Regions from separate parts of the Homo sapiens genome. Here region 2 is linked to region 1. Evidence: chromatin contacts called from ENCODE Hi-C or POLR2A ChIA-PET data. All regions are on one chromosome and are shown on one strand. Each heading gives the region's core, a stretch centred on a gene start or an enhancer-like site at or near the end of the contact. The rest is flanking DNA. Distances are from core to core; before and after follow the strand shown.

Region 1 (7,432 bases), core at 3,088-5,587:
TATAGCACATATTTATAGCATTACACTCTGTAGAGCTCTTTTGGATTCAAGTTTTGGAGAATTTTCAAAGTTTTAGATTAATGCCTTTGTGAGTTTTCATCCCTTTGATGATAACAAGTTACAAAGAAATAGGGTTATGAATAAACCTTGTGGGATATTGTTAGTCACCTTCTCTCAAGTCGATCTGTCCCATGAATCAATGTTTCAAACATTGACCAGCATTTGATACTTAATAAGCAACGAGTAAGTTTTTGTTGAACCAATGAATACTCTTAAAATATATTTTTTCAAGTGGCAACAGTACTATCTTATTTGCACTCTACTTTTCTTTTTGACCCTAAGAATGTCACAAAAATGTTTAGCAACTGTCAAGATTATTACATACAGAGATGACTATTGTGTTCTCAGATATGCTGTATGTCTTAGTTCATTTTGTACAGCTATAAGAGTAGCTGAGACTAGGTTATTTATTTATTTATTTATTTATTTTTTGAGACGGAGTCTTGCTGTGTTGCCCAGGCTGGAGTGCAGTGGCACAATCTCGGCTCACTCCAAGCTCCGCCTCCCAGGTTCACGCCATTCTCCTGCCTCAGCCTCCCGAGTAGCTGGGACTACAGGCACCTGCCGCCATGCCTGGCTAATTTTTTGTATTTTTAGTAGAGACGGGGTTTCACCGTGTTAGTCGGGATGGTCTCGATCTCCTGACCTTGTGATCCACTCACCTCGGCCTCCCAAAGTGCTGGGATTACAGGCGTGAGCCACCGCGCCTGGCCCTATTTTTTTTTTTTTTAAAGGAATTTATTTCCTCACAGTTCTGTTGGCTGGGAAGTCCAAGGGCAAGTCTCTGGCATCTGGTGAGAGACTTCTTGCTGCTTTCTCCCATGGTGGAAGGTGAGAGGGCAAGAGAGAGACAAAAGGAGGCTGAACTCATCCTTTTACAAGGAACCCATGCCTGAGATATTGAACCCACTTCTATGATAACAGCATTAATTCATTGATGAGGACAGAGACCTCATTGCCTAATTGGCCTAAAGTGAGACCTCTTAAAGGTCTCGCTTAATACTATTACAATGGCAATTAAATTTCAACATGAGTTTTGGAGGGGCAAGCATTCAAATCATAGCACCATATAATACAATAAAAATTTTCTGAGCTAAGTTTGGTAAATTTATTCTAGGAATCCATGTTGTCTCCTAGTTATCTTCCCTTCCATAGTACTGATGCATTTTTGTTAACCATTACCTAATTTTGCTTGAGTCTATTATTTCTGAAATTCACATTATCTTCCCTTTTAAAGTTGAGAAAATTTTCATTCTTCAAGCGCCTTATTTTCTATAATCTCTCAAAGTAACTGATGGCTGTTGCATGATCATAAGTGCAAATTATTTTGCTAGACCACACTTGGAGATGATGAATTTGGAATGGCATGCAGACTCCCGACATCAGGAGTCTTGTCTCCTGCAATAATCAGGAACCCAGGCTTAAAAGGGAGCAGGTACAACAGAAGGGCAAGGGGTGACAATGCTGGTGAAAGACATTTGAGGAAAGCTATCAACATGAAACAGAATAAAATAAACAGAAAAGCAAACCAGGGAAAATAAATTATGCAGGAAATTAAACACATACACAAACTGAAACAGGAACCATCAGAACATATAAAAAATTCTTGAACATCAGTAACACAATAGTTGAAACAAAATATTTAGTAAAATATTTGAAAAGTAAGGTCAAAGCAATGCTGTAAAAGTAGTACAAGATGATAAAGAAATAGAACACATTTTTGAAAGGGAAAAAGATTTAAAGGATATTCATAAAGATCCAACATCAGACTAATAGAAGTTCTGGAAAGAGAGAATAAGGAAATACAGGTCAGGAAATTTGTAAAGAAATAATATAATAAAATGCCCCAGAACTGAAGAACATGAGCTTTTAACTTTAAAGAGCCGACTGAGTTCCTAGCTCAATGAATGTATAGACATGTAAGGGTATTGAAAGTTCACCTTCAGTGTCATGTTTCCTAAGAAGCTAATGGAAGATATGCACCAGCAAAATTGTAGTAAATACATAGGAAGAAATAGTATATAGAAAAAGTATGGTTTCAATCCATAAGAAATAAAGGAAACTCCCAGGACGAGAGCAGCTCTTGACAGCATCTAGTCCAAACTGGACTTGGAGGCTGGAAACTTCTAGCAGGGAAGGAAGAGCTCTGGGTGAAAAAGTAGACTCAACAGAATAGATACGATCATAGAAAACATGATAGAGAATCACTAACACATTGAAAAAATCACATATAGAATATTCTGCACGCTTAATAATGAGGTCATTATTTATTCAAGGGAAAATTAAAAGCTGTTTAGAAAAGGGAAATGTTATAGTGCCCTATTTGGCTCTAAAATGAACATTTATATAGGAATCTTCATGTAAATACTAACAATGATTTAAATAAGAACAGACATTTCGGAAAATAAGGGAAGAAAATGGGGCATGTAAAAGAGCTAACTCCTCATTATCCTAATGAATTATTAAATTTCACAATAGCATAGTATTTAGAAATATGATAGTTATTACGAGAAGAAAGAGCTAAAAGGTTGCCAGTGGGGAGCAGGAGTGAGGGTTAGAGACGGGATTGGGGGAGATGCTTACTGTTTTCATGATAAGCCTTTGGTACTATTTGATTTTAAACTATATAAATGCATTTATTAATTTAAAGTAATTTAAAAAACCCATACCACTGGATAATGCTTGATAATTTCTAGAGTCCTTTTTTTTTGTATTTTGGGGCAGGTAAATTCATTGAGAGACCCAGAGAGTTTAGCTGACTTTCCTGTGGGTACCAAGGGTCAGAGCTGGGGTCAAAACTCAGGTTTTCTGAACCCCTATTCCCAGTGTACATTCCATGACTCCAGGCTGCCTCCCGCATTGCACAGGTTACATCTAGGGGTGTGCTAGCAAATGCCTAGACCATCCTCGTCCACATCAGCATCTGAAATGGACAAGAATGTTAGTCATGACTTGCCACTAACGTCTTTAACCTTAATTGACATCTGAGAGTGTCATCATTACATCATTACAAAAACACTAACCCAGATACATCTGTTCCCATTACTATTTCTGCGTAATTCCCCCAGACTTAATTGCTTTAAATAACCATTTTATTTGGTTTACAAACTTATGGGTCAGGATTAGGGGAGGGCTCACCCACGCAGTTTTTCTCTGGTCCGCAGTCATCTGAAGCTTGAACGGGGTGGGGCATGCAAGACGGCTCACACATGTGATCCGCGGTTGAGCCTGGCTGTGGACCAGAGCATCTCTGTTGGCCTCGCTTACACAAGTGGTCTCAGATTAGTAGCCTCTGTACATGGAAACTAGCTTCCCTCCCGGCAAGCATCCCAAGAGAACTAGGAGGAAGTGGTATGGACTTCTTTTCTTCTTCTTCTTCTTCTTTTCACTTATTCTTGATATCATGTAGCTTCATTTCTATCAGAGCAGTCACATGCCCACAGATTCAAGGGGGAGGGTCCACAGATCCGCCAATGGGAGGAACAGCCAGGTTATATCGTAAAAGATCATGGGGCATGGGAGATACCCATCTATTTTCTGTAAAAAATACATTTTGCCACAGCATCACTGGCTTTCCAGCTCACAGTGATCTGCCTGGAATGCCTTTTTCCGTCTCTCCAGGATCTACATCTTTCAATATAAGGTTTAGAAACTACCTCCTACAGGAAGACTTCCTTGATTTCCCTCAGCAAGAAAGAATCTTTCCTTCCTCTGAATCGCCATTGCATTAAAAAAAAAATCCATCTTCTGGCGTTTTCACTTTCAGACTTATACTGTAATTATTCTATGTACCTATGTTTGACCCCTCACGATGCCCAGCATAATAATTTGTCTATTGAGTAAATATTTGCTTAATGAAATAATCATTACATGATAACTCAAATAGCAGTCCTGAAAAAGTGCATTTCAATTCAGATCTCTCTTTTTTCTTCCTTCACAATTCTCATTTCCGAAAAATGAAAGAAGCCAGAGGATCCTTTATGAGGAGTTACAGTATAACTTATGCGTGGCTGTTTCCTGTGTTTACTGCTACTCAGTGAGAAATACGGGAGATGGGAGAGTGAAAAACCATGTCATTTACAATTTGATTAAAAAGCTTTTTATCTTTTCCTTTCACGTTTAAGCCTTGCCGTTTTAAAAATTTCCCTTTCGTCACAGGGGATCAAGCAGCAGTTAACGCTGCAGTTCCCTGTTCTGGAAACACTCTCAAAGGTGTTTCAACACATTTTGTCTCAACTCTGACTCCTGCCCCGCTGCCCCACGCCATCCAGCCACACTGAAGGTCTTGCATTTGTGCCTTGGGGCATTATTTTTTTTTACTCTTCTCCCTGCCTGGAAGGTTCTTCCCAACCTGCCCTACCGCCATAGCCACAGAACCAACCCTTCACTTTCCTTAAGTCTATGGTCACAAGCTCCTTCTCAAAGGAGGCACACCTCTAACCACCCCCATTTGGTGACTTCCTGTCTCCTGGAGGCCCCCGGAACTAGTCTTCTCTACTTCCAGCAACCCACTTTACGAGCAGCGGAGAAGACTGACTACTTCTGGGGGCCTCGAGGAGACAGGAAGTCACCAAATTTACAGGTGCTGTGGATGAAACTGTGTGATAATGAATTTATTGGGCTTGTTTTTTTAGCTTCTGAATAGAAGAACCAATAAGATCATTTTTTTAAAAAAGATAAAAACAGACAAACACAAACCCTCTAGTATAAAAGCATTTTTTTTTAAAAAAGATGAACACACACCCTCAGATTGCCTTCTTTTGAAAAGGCAATCTGAGATTCCTTATGAAATCCCCAGACAGAAGCTGTTTCTTTGAATTTAATATGCTGTACACTGTAGAGCCAAGAGGCTTATAGAGTGTTAATTAACACCCCTTGTCAAACATTTGTAAATGAATCTGGCTAAAGCTCAAGGAAACCAGGTTTTTCTGTGTGATAAAATATAATCTTTGGAGATTATTTATGATCACAAAGGGAGACTGTACAGAAAATTTTCCTAGACTTGGAAATGAGGCAGGATTATTGGTGTCCATCTGGACTGAGGCCTCAGGCAGGCCTGCCTAGTTAATCCCATTCTCCTATCCTCATTCTCTGGGGGTGAAGAAGGCAGTGCACCTTTGTTCAATTTGCTGCTTACCATGGATTAGGGCATTTTAAATTCTGTAAGGGTAGTTTTTAACTTGTAGAAAACTGATAGCGATGGGAAGGATTCTTGCCTAATAGGGACACAAACGGATTTTGTTCTGTAGAGATGTAAATGAAAAGATGAAAATCACAACACATTTAATGAAAGGAAAATAAAGACTCTTGTGAGTGCCACCAAAAAAAAAAATAAATAAAATGTATCTCCTCTCCGTGGCACCCCAGGCCTTCCTTACCTCACTCTATTTCTTCATAGCACTTATTGCCTTAGAACATTCTTTATAATTTACATTTATTATGTTTGTTGTTGGTTGTCGCTCCTCCTGCTAAAATGGAATCTCCGTGAGGGCACGGGTTTTTCTTTGATTTGTTCCCTGTTGTGCCCCAAAGTGCTAGAATCATGCCAGGCACACAATAGATGCTCAATAAATACTTCTGGAATGAAAATCCCCCTCCACTTAGACCAGTGAGTTCCAAACTTTTTTGATCTTGACCCATAGTAAGAAAGGCATTTTCCATGTTGAATATACACCATTGAAACAAAATTTTCACAGAAAAAACTTACCATTATTACAGGCAGTGCACTGTGATATTTCCTAATCTCTTCTATTTTGATTTTCAAAATTGCTGAGGCTACTCATAGGTTGATTTCACAAGTGGAGTTTGTGTTATGAAAAACTTTGACTTAACACCATGTCGAAACTGCTACCACAAAAAGGCAAATGCGAAAGAAGGGGGAAAGAGCAGGCCGATGACTTTCCGCTATCCACCACTCCATAAAGCATATTTCATTTTCCTGTAATTGTATCCTGTTCAATGATGTAGAAATCCTCACACACTCACATGCCACTTTTTCTTTGGGTGAAAAGCGTTCTCTACTGCAAGATGAATTGAGTTATTTCAAAAGCAAAGAGCTATAAATGAGCCTGTTAAAGAAAGTCTCAAGGAGAGTCTGTTGGCATCTGCTGTTGATAACTTAAAGCAGGAGAATTAGATAAGGAGGCAGAAGTAGAATGTTTAGAAAATAAAAGTGACCATTATAGAGGAAAAACTGCTTGTCTCAGTTTTGTTGATATTGGAGAGTAGCTCTTTCATGAGGGTATTGTGGAATTATTGGCAATTATACTAATAGATGTTTACTGAAAAAATCCTATTTGACTGATGAACCATGGAATACTTTTGCTGACCTTGTGGAAAACATCACTTATCTGAGTTCCTTATCTTCTTGTCTCTTTTTTCTCATCTAGCCTATGCCTCCCTACCTGTTCCCTCATGGTTCTCATTTTGTTGCTATTAGAAAAACAGAGATACAAAAACCAGGAATTGGAACCCCTCTGTGTCTCCAGTAATAATTCTGTGATTAATGGGTTAGATGGATTCTGGTCACAAGCTGGATATTTTGTTAACAACCTAGCGTCAATGACTTGGAATGATTTTCACCGCAGCATGATTTAGTATTGAATAGAATGATTTAACTAATGTTAATTAGTTCTGTACAGATAAATTAATGAAGCAAGAAGCTCAATCTCTGATTTATTGATGTATTTACCCAGTGTAAGTTATGAAATCTTTTTTATTTCATTTGAAGGAAGTTTTTATTTAAATACAAATAAATAAGCCCTTTATTGTCACCTACTTTGGAAAAGTCCAGATAAAACAATCTTAAGTAACAAAACTCCAAAATTACAACATGATTTTCAAAAACTACCCTGACCTTTGTCTTGCCTGGTTGTTACAGTGTACTTTTAACTAAACGGATTCTTATAGAATCTCAAGTTTGGTTATATTTGTATTAAGGAACTCTATATTTGCATTTGACCAGCCCTAACTAAAACAAGCTTAAGGAAGAAAAGGGACTTTACGACAAGGACAAAGGATTGAAGAAGAACTCCAGGGACTTTAGATGTTAACAACTGTATTTGTCACTAAAGTAACCATTACTGTCAAGGTGGGTTCTCCTTCTCCCTCACTAAACACATGCACACACACCACACACACATACACATACCACATACATACCACACACATGCACACACACCACACACACACCACACCACACACACAGAAATACACACAGACATACACACATGCACTTATGCTTGGGTCAGTTTGGCTTTTATCATCCCAGAGAGTCTCTTCCCATGTCAGCAACTCCAGATTCACTTCCTCTCCTAATATAGGACAGTCACATGTCTCTATTCCAGCAAAACAATCTCAGGGAAGGTATCTC
Region 2 (7,432 bases), core at 2,141-4,640, 190 kb before region 1:
CTTCCCACCCAGAGTTCATGTTCCCTAGAATTTAGTCTTTGGCTTTTTTCACTGTCTTTAAGCAAAAATTTGTTTTCTCATGGCTTCAATTTCCATGTAGTTGACAAGGACCAAATTTATGTATTAATCTTCAGTCTTGATTTCTCTTTTGATCCCCATATCCATCAACTTACTATACAACTCCTCCTATATATCCCTCCCCGTGGGGTACCTAACACAAAATGTCAAACCAAATTCATTACCTTTCCTAATAAAATTTATGCCATGGGATTCCCCCATCCACCCCAGACTACGTATCTACACATATTCCTTTATTGCTTTTCTTCCTTGTCTTCCCTAGACCCAGTGCTCACTATGTTCTTCACAACATCTCTGTTCTTCCAAAGCTCCTGTCCCTCCTTTCATACTCACCTCTCCATCTTGATTCTCTTCCTCTGCTTTTATAGCCATTTGTAACCTCTTTTATAGCTTCTTTTGTAACCTTTTATGATGGTGGCTCTCAAATGGGCACATTTGGCAATGTCTGGAGATTTTGGTTGTCACAACTGGCAAGGAGGTAGGGGAAAGTGCTACTGGCATTTAGTGGTAGAGGTCAATGATGCTACTAAACATCCTACAGTGCACAGGGCAGCCCCCACAACAAATAATTATCCAACTCCAAATGTGAACAGTGGCAAGACTGAGAATTCCTGTTTTAATGCAAAAAGGAATAAGTTCAGATTTTGTAGCAGCTGAAGCAAATATAATTTGGGGGAGCCTCTTTAAGCAAAAAATATAAAATCACAAATAGAAAATTGGCTAGATTCTTTTTTTTTTTTTTTTTTTTTTTGAGATGGAGTCTCGCTCTGTGTCCCAGGCTGGAGTGCTGTGGTGCAATCTTGGCTCACTGCAACCACTGCCTCCCGGGTTCAAGCAATTCTCCTGCCTCAGCGTCCTGAGTAGCTGGGACTACAGGCAATGTGACATCACGCCCGGCTAATTTTTTTGTTTTTAGTTGAGATGGGGTTTCACCATATTGGCCATGCTGGTCTCAAACTCCTGACTTCAAGTGATCCACCCGCCTCGGCCTCCCAAAGTGCTGGGATTACAGGTATGAGTTTCAGCGCCTGGCTGAAAATTGGCTAGATTCTTTGTTTGGTCTGCTATAACAAATGACCACAAACTGTGTGGCTTATAAACAAAAAAAAATTATTTCTCATAGTTCTGGAGGCTGGGGAGTCCGAGATGGAGGTGCTGGCAGCTTTGGTGTCTGGTGGGGGTCTGCTTCCTGGTTCATAAATGGCTGTCTTTTCACTGTGTCCCCGCAGGTGAAAGGGACAAGAGAGCTCTCTGGGGCTTCTTTTATAAGGGTAATAATCCTATTTGTGAGGGCTCTGCCTTCATGATCTAACCATCTCCCAAAGGCCCCACCTCCAAGTACCATTACTTTGGGGATTGGATTTCACCATGTGAATGTGATGTGTGGGGGGTTGGGGTACAGACATTCACATATAGCAGCTAGGAATGCAAATATTTATCTAGCATAAGAAAAGAAATCACAAAAACTACTAGAGTTTTAGATATCCAGGTCTCATTCTTCAGAGATATTTTTAGGGACATTTTCAGAAATGCCTCCTGTTTGCAACCTGACTTCCACTCCCCACCTAGACCACCCCAGGAACCAGTCTGGTGCAAGTAAAGAGCCCAGTTGCTTAAGCTTCATTATCTTCAGGATAAATCTGCTTCTGACTGTATCATTTGTCATATTTGCATTGCAATTGTCTATAGCAGGAAGGGAAAGACTAGAAACCTAACACAATTTGCTTCCTCCTTCTAGAAGATGTTCATATGCATGAGTGCGTGTGTGTGTGTACATGAGTGTGAGTATGTATGTATGTGTTTATGTATGTGTGTGTATGTAAGTGCATGTGTAAATGAGTGTATGAAGATATGTGAGCGTGCATGCACATGTGTGTCATGAGTCAAAGCATAAATGAGATAAATCTCCACTGCATCTTTCTGCTCAGAGGTGCTATTAAGAGGGGGAGGGGCCTGAGAATCTGATCCCGTTAAAAGACTGTAATTTGCACTGTCAAAACCTGGAGTCTTCTACTAGATGGCGCTTGGTTAGCAGTCAACCCAATGAGCCTTCTAACTTATAAGGCAAGAGCTGGAGAGATACGCAGGCAGGGAAGGGACTTTTCATGACAAAGTGGGAGAGAATCAGGTTTTTCTGCCACAGAGAGAGGGGAAGCTGGGTGCTCTGCCGGAATGACCCCAGCAGAGTGGTTTCTAGAGTGAGATCCAGGATGCAGGCCAGAGCAGTTTGTAAAAGCCTCAAGGCCAGGTGAGCTATGGAGGAGGGAATTTGGAAGGCGCAGAAACTAAGAGCCAAAGATCAGTAGGCGGTGGGAGGGGGTTGGGCTCAGAAAAGCTATTTTTATTAAAATATTACAAAATGTAACTTCCCAATATTGGTGACATCGTGAACACCTAGGCAGCCTGATTTGTTCCTGTTACTGTCTCCCAACATGGGAAGTGAACTCCTCCGGAAAATGAAAAGGGCCTTCATTTGAGCACACCTAGAACATCTGACATCCAGCACAGCAGGGGGCTTGGTTGTTGAATTAAATCAATCAATGAGTGAGGGATGAATAAGGATGGGAGAGAATCAAGAGAGAATAGAGAGACCAGGCATGCTAGAGCGGGCCAAACAAGCCCGAGTAATCTAGGCTGAGATTAGACATGAAATCCACAAGATCAAATTCGGCTGGGCTGAGACGCGCAGCAGCCACATTTTCCTGAGCAGAGAGGTGAGAGCGCTGCAGGGTCCCATCCAGCTGGGCTGTGAGGTCGCAGAGGAGGATCTTTACTCTGGCTGGGGACTGTATTTCCAGGCTTTTTTTTTTTTTTTTTAAGGCAGCCGCTGACCACTTGCCTTGATTATAAGAAGTATTGCTTGAGTGACTTTGCTCTGCCTGGACAATACTCAGTGAAGCGATGATGTACGGCAGCCATTGAGAGCAGTTGCAAACCCATCCCTGGGCCAGCGAGATAATATTGCTGTGTTCTCCAGAAGGTCCTTCTCCGGAATTTGCTATCCTTCTTGTGGCTGTAGTTGAACAAACTTACATTTGACTTAAAGGGAGGTGTTTATCTAAGCTGTCTTCCTTTTAGGAAAAATAATGGACACAGTGACGTGTAAATCCACTGAGCACCTTGGACATCACAACCAGAGGGTCATGTGCCCCTGAGATTGAGTGGACTATACCTTGGGGGATGGGAAAGGTGGGGGCGGGGTGAAAGCCCGCAGTTACATTCAGACAGCACAGCCCTGGAAATGGATCTTAATTCATTTCACAAGCAATTCCAATGTGCTACAGCAGCTGAGCCCTGTCTGCATTTGCTTGTTTGTTTAGCAAAGGGAAATGTCCTTAGCCTAGCAGCCTGCACGAACTGTTTGCCTAGAGACAGTCACAATAATTGAGCCAACCTGGAAGGCAGGAAATAGGGCCTTAGAGGCCCTACTTCTACTTTTAGAAGTAGGTTTTGGTTTCTTTTTTTAAAGAGGTATTTAAAAAATGGCTATGCAATTTTCCATCCCCCCCAAATGAACCATATTTTTAAGACTGTCTCTGTTTTGTAGCTCTTATTTTCTGAGTGTCACATAGAAGGCACTCAAATAAATATTGCTTCAATACATTTGGTTTGTTTCCAGTTTTTGCCTTTTTTTTTTTTTGAGACAGAATCCCACCCTGTTCCCAAGGCTAGGGTGCAGTGGCGCCATCTTGGCTTACTGCAACCTCCGCCTCCTGGGTTCAAGCCATTCTCCTGCCTCGGCCTTCTGAGTAGCTGAGACTACAAGTGTGTGCTATCATGCCTGGCTAATTTTTGTATTTTAGTAGGGACGGCGTTTCTCCATGTTGGCCAGGCTGGTCTTGAACTCCTGGCCTCAAGTGATCCACCGCCTTGGCCTCTTTAAGTGCTGGGATTATAGGCATGGGCCATCAGGCCCTGCCCCAGTTTTTGTCTTTTTAAGCAATGACGCATTCAACCCATGGGTACCTGCAAGCTGTGCATGCATCTGATTACTTTCTTGGGATAAATTCATTTATTCCTACAAATAAATTAGAGCACCTTAGGGTGTGTATAAATTACTTGGTGGGGTGGGTCTTATTTCAATGCGGGATCTGATTCCATAGGTCTGGGATGGGGCCTGAAAGTCTGCTTTTTTAAGAATCTTCTGAGGTGTGCCAGTGCTGCTGGTCTGGGGACCACACTTTGAGATGCAAGGCCCTAGGTACCACCATAAGCAAGTGGAGCAGTGCCCAGCCAGGGTGGTGGCTCACCTCCTGGAGGCAGATTAGAGCAAACCAGGCCCCTGTAGATTCGGGGAAAGGAGAACATTAACCCTGTCTCCAGTATCAACTCCCAGACTCTCCGGTGTGAATTTCTGCCTCTGCTCTCATGAAATGTCAGAAAGGGTAAAGATATCTCAGTGGCGAATTTTGTGATCTATTTGGAATCAAATGGTTGCTTTGGGAGCCCAGAGGAATTATTAATGAGCCAATAAATGGGATACTGGCAACTTGCCAATTGCTAATAGTGTCCCTCCAAGCGGCAGATGGGGAGCAGGTCATAATAGTGGTCAGCTCAGAGGCTGGCTTTGCTAGGGATAGTCACACTGTGGTCCCCCCAACTTTGCTTAAGGCTTAGAGCAAGCTGCTCCCCGCCTTTCTCCTCTGTGGAAATGTGAGGAGTGCTTGCCTTATCCTGTCCTTGGTCAGCAGAAAACCCTTTCTTAGGGGAAATTTGACCCTTGATGGCTATTTTCCTTTGTCCAGTTTTCCGCCTTTATTTATTTATTTTTTAAATTATTATTATTATTATTATTATTAATTATTTTGAGACAGGGTCTTACTCTGCTGCCCAAGCTGGAGTGCAGTGGCATGACCTTGGCTCACTGCAACCTCCACCTCCTGGGTTCAAGTGATTCTCCTGTCTCAGCCTCCTGAGTAGCTGGGACTACAGGTGTGCACCACCACACCCAACTAATTTTTTGTGTATATTTTGGTAGAGATGGGGTTTCGCCATGTTGGCCAGGCTGGTCTTCAACTCCTGAATCCAGTGATCCAACCGCCTCGGCCTCCTAAAGTGCTGAGATTACAGGTGTGAGCCACTGCGCCCGACCAATTGTACTCCTTCTTATACTTCCAGAAACTGTTTTCTTCAAGGCAGTATCCAAGGGGGCTTGTCAGAGAGAGGCAGGAAGACCCTGTGGGTAGCACGCGGCATCCAAGAACATCCCTTCTGGCAGATTTCCAAATGAAATCTGAGATCTGGCTTTTGGCTGACCTTCAGGGATAGCCTTAAAAGTTGCTGCGGTTTTACCTGGTCTTATGAACGGTTTCATTTGGAGAGCTTTCCCCCTGAGGTGGAATGCAATCTAAAAACTAAATAAAGAAATGATTCATCAAAAGCATCTTTTGACCAACGAGGGGAACAAAATGACTGCTTCCATCCAGCCCTGTGTCTGCTAAGAGCTGAATGACTTGAGAATGTGGAAGACATGTCACTAAATGCTGCAGTTACTTTCAGGTGGTCTGCTACATCTGTGTTTCTGCTGGTTCGACCGCCTGAGAGGAAATTTTGCCCTCAGCAGGCAGTTCCAGGGAGTTGAGGCATGCAAGCCACCATCCAGGCCCCCTAGGAAGGTAGGAGAGGCCTGGAAAACTTGGGTGTGCTTTAGCTCGGCTACATGACCCAGCTGGGGAGACAAACTGGAGCCATGCCCACTGTTCTGGGACCCCAGCCAATGTGGCACATTCACAGGAGTGAAAACTAGAGACCAGCCTGACCCACACATCAGTCTCATTTCCCAGGGGAAGCCGTGTCTCCCACCATGAAGTTCGGTGATTCCTGTCTCTTCTGTGTAACACTCTCATGTCACTTCTGCTTTTCATCTTGAAAAAGTTATTTACCAATTCATCTTTACTCCCTAACTTCTAAGCTTCTTGGAGACTCTGTTAGGTCCCTCTCCACTCGGTAGCCTTTGCACATAATAGACTCTTGGGCTCTTTTGAGTGAATAACTAGTGGAGGATTAGATAGGTCCCAGTCAATCTAAGAGGGCTCCCTGGAGGAGATGACTTCCCTCCTAGGTTTTAAAGGAAGCGGTGGTCTCTTGGATTTGTTGAATTATCCCCTAGGTTCTCCTTTTCCCTATTTTATTTATTCTCTACCTCCCTATTCTTATTTTTAAATGTGACTGATCCTCCATGTCCATATATATATGTGTATCTATATACACACACACATACACATATACATTAGAGGTTGAGCATTCCTAATCTGAAAACCTGAAATCCAAATTTCAAAACTTTTTGAGTATCAACATGACACCACAAGTTAAAAATTCCACACATAAGGACTTAACATAACTTTGTTTCATGTTAACATAAACTTTGTTTCATGCACAAAATTATTAAAAAATTGTATAAAATTACTTTCAGTCTACACACAAAGGAATATATGAAACAAATGAATTTTGTGCTTAGACTTGGGTCCATCCCCAAGATATCTCATTATGTATATGCAAAGATTCCAAAATCTGAAAAAATCCGAAATCTGAAACATCTCTGGTCCTAAGCATTTCAGATAAGGGATACTCTTTGTGTGTGTGTATGTGTATGTGTGTGTGTGTGTGTGTTTGTATATATTATCAAAGGAAAGAGTATTGTGTGTGCGCGCGCGCACACACACACACACACACACACAATACTCTTTCCTTTGATAATATTAACCCTCATCTACATTTAGATGACTTCTCCCTTGCTCTCAAACTTCAATTTCACATTTCTAAATACCCTGTGGCTGGCAGCCTCTGAGATAGACCCTAATGATTCCTGCCTCCTGGTACTGATGACTTTGTAAGATTATATTCCCTTTGAGTAACTTGCTTCTAACAAATATGGCAATATGAGAGATGTCACTTCCATGATTAGGTTACAAAAGATTGTAATGTCCCTCTTGCTAGAAGACTGTCTGTGTGGCCTCCTTGGCTTGCATGCTTCCATGCAGCTGCTGTGTTGGAGAGGCCCACATGGCAAGGGACTGAGAGTGGCCTCTGGCCAGTAGCCAGCAAGGAACTGGGGTCTCCAGGCCAACAGCTCATGAAAAATGGAATTCTGACAACCATATGAGTGGGCTTGGAAGTGGACCCAACCCCAGCTGAGCCTTCAGATGAATACGCAGTGCCAGCTGATGCCTTGACCACAGCTGTGTGAAAGATCCTGGAACAAAAGCACCAGCTAATTCCTGACCCACATAAGTTGTTAGATAATAAATGGGTATTGTTTTAAGCCACGGATTTTTTGAAATAATTTGTTACACAGCAACAGATAACTAATACATACTGTCAATCTAAATAACAAACAGAGAGAAGCTCTCTAGAA

Evidence for each region. A loop is a pair of places that touch in the nucleus more often than their neighbours do. ChIA-PET counts read pairs that join two places held with the same protein, here RNA polymerase II (POLR2A). Pooled maps may share reads with other maps.
Region 2: a pooled map shows a loop between it and region 1 (2.2-fold over the local background). The contact joins two enhancer-like sites. A Hi-C loop is called at or near these places in 1 of 168 maps with a recorded cell type or tissue (vagina) and 1 of 50 pooled maps. POLR2A ChIA-PET finds 5 or more read pairs at or near these places in 1 of 52 experiments (activated CD8-positive, alpha-beta T cell).

What each region holds. Positions count from the first base shown.
Region 1 is chr13:33,029,160-33,036,591 of GRCh38, forward strand. The region is part of intron 1 of KL (klotho); the gene reads left to right. Among named protein-coding and RNA genes, the nearest start is that of KL, 16 kb to the left of the region's middle. Within about 2 kb of position 4,338, at least 4 of the 41 ENCODE cell types and tissues checked have a DNase peak (open chromatin) inside an H3K27ac peak, as active enhancers do.
Region 2 is chr13:32,835,746-32,843,177 of GRCh38, forward strand. The region is part of intron 4 of LINC00423 (long intergenic non-protein coding RNA 423); the gene reads right to left. Among named protein-coding and RNA genes, the nearest start is that of LINC00423, 72 kb to the right of the region's middle. RefSeq lists an enhancer at 1,656-1,815. Within about 2 kb of position 3,391, at least 8 of the 41 ENCODE cell types and tissues checked have a DNase peak (open chromatin) inside an H3K27ac peak, as active enhancers do.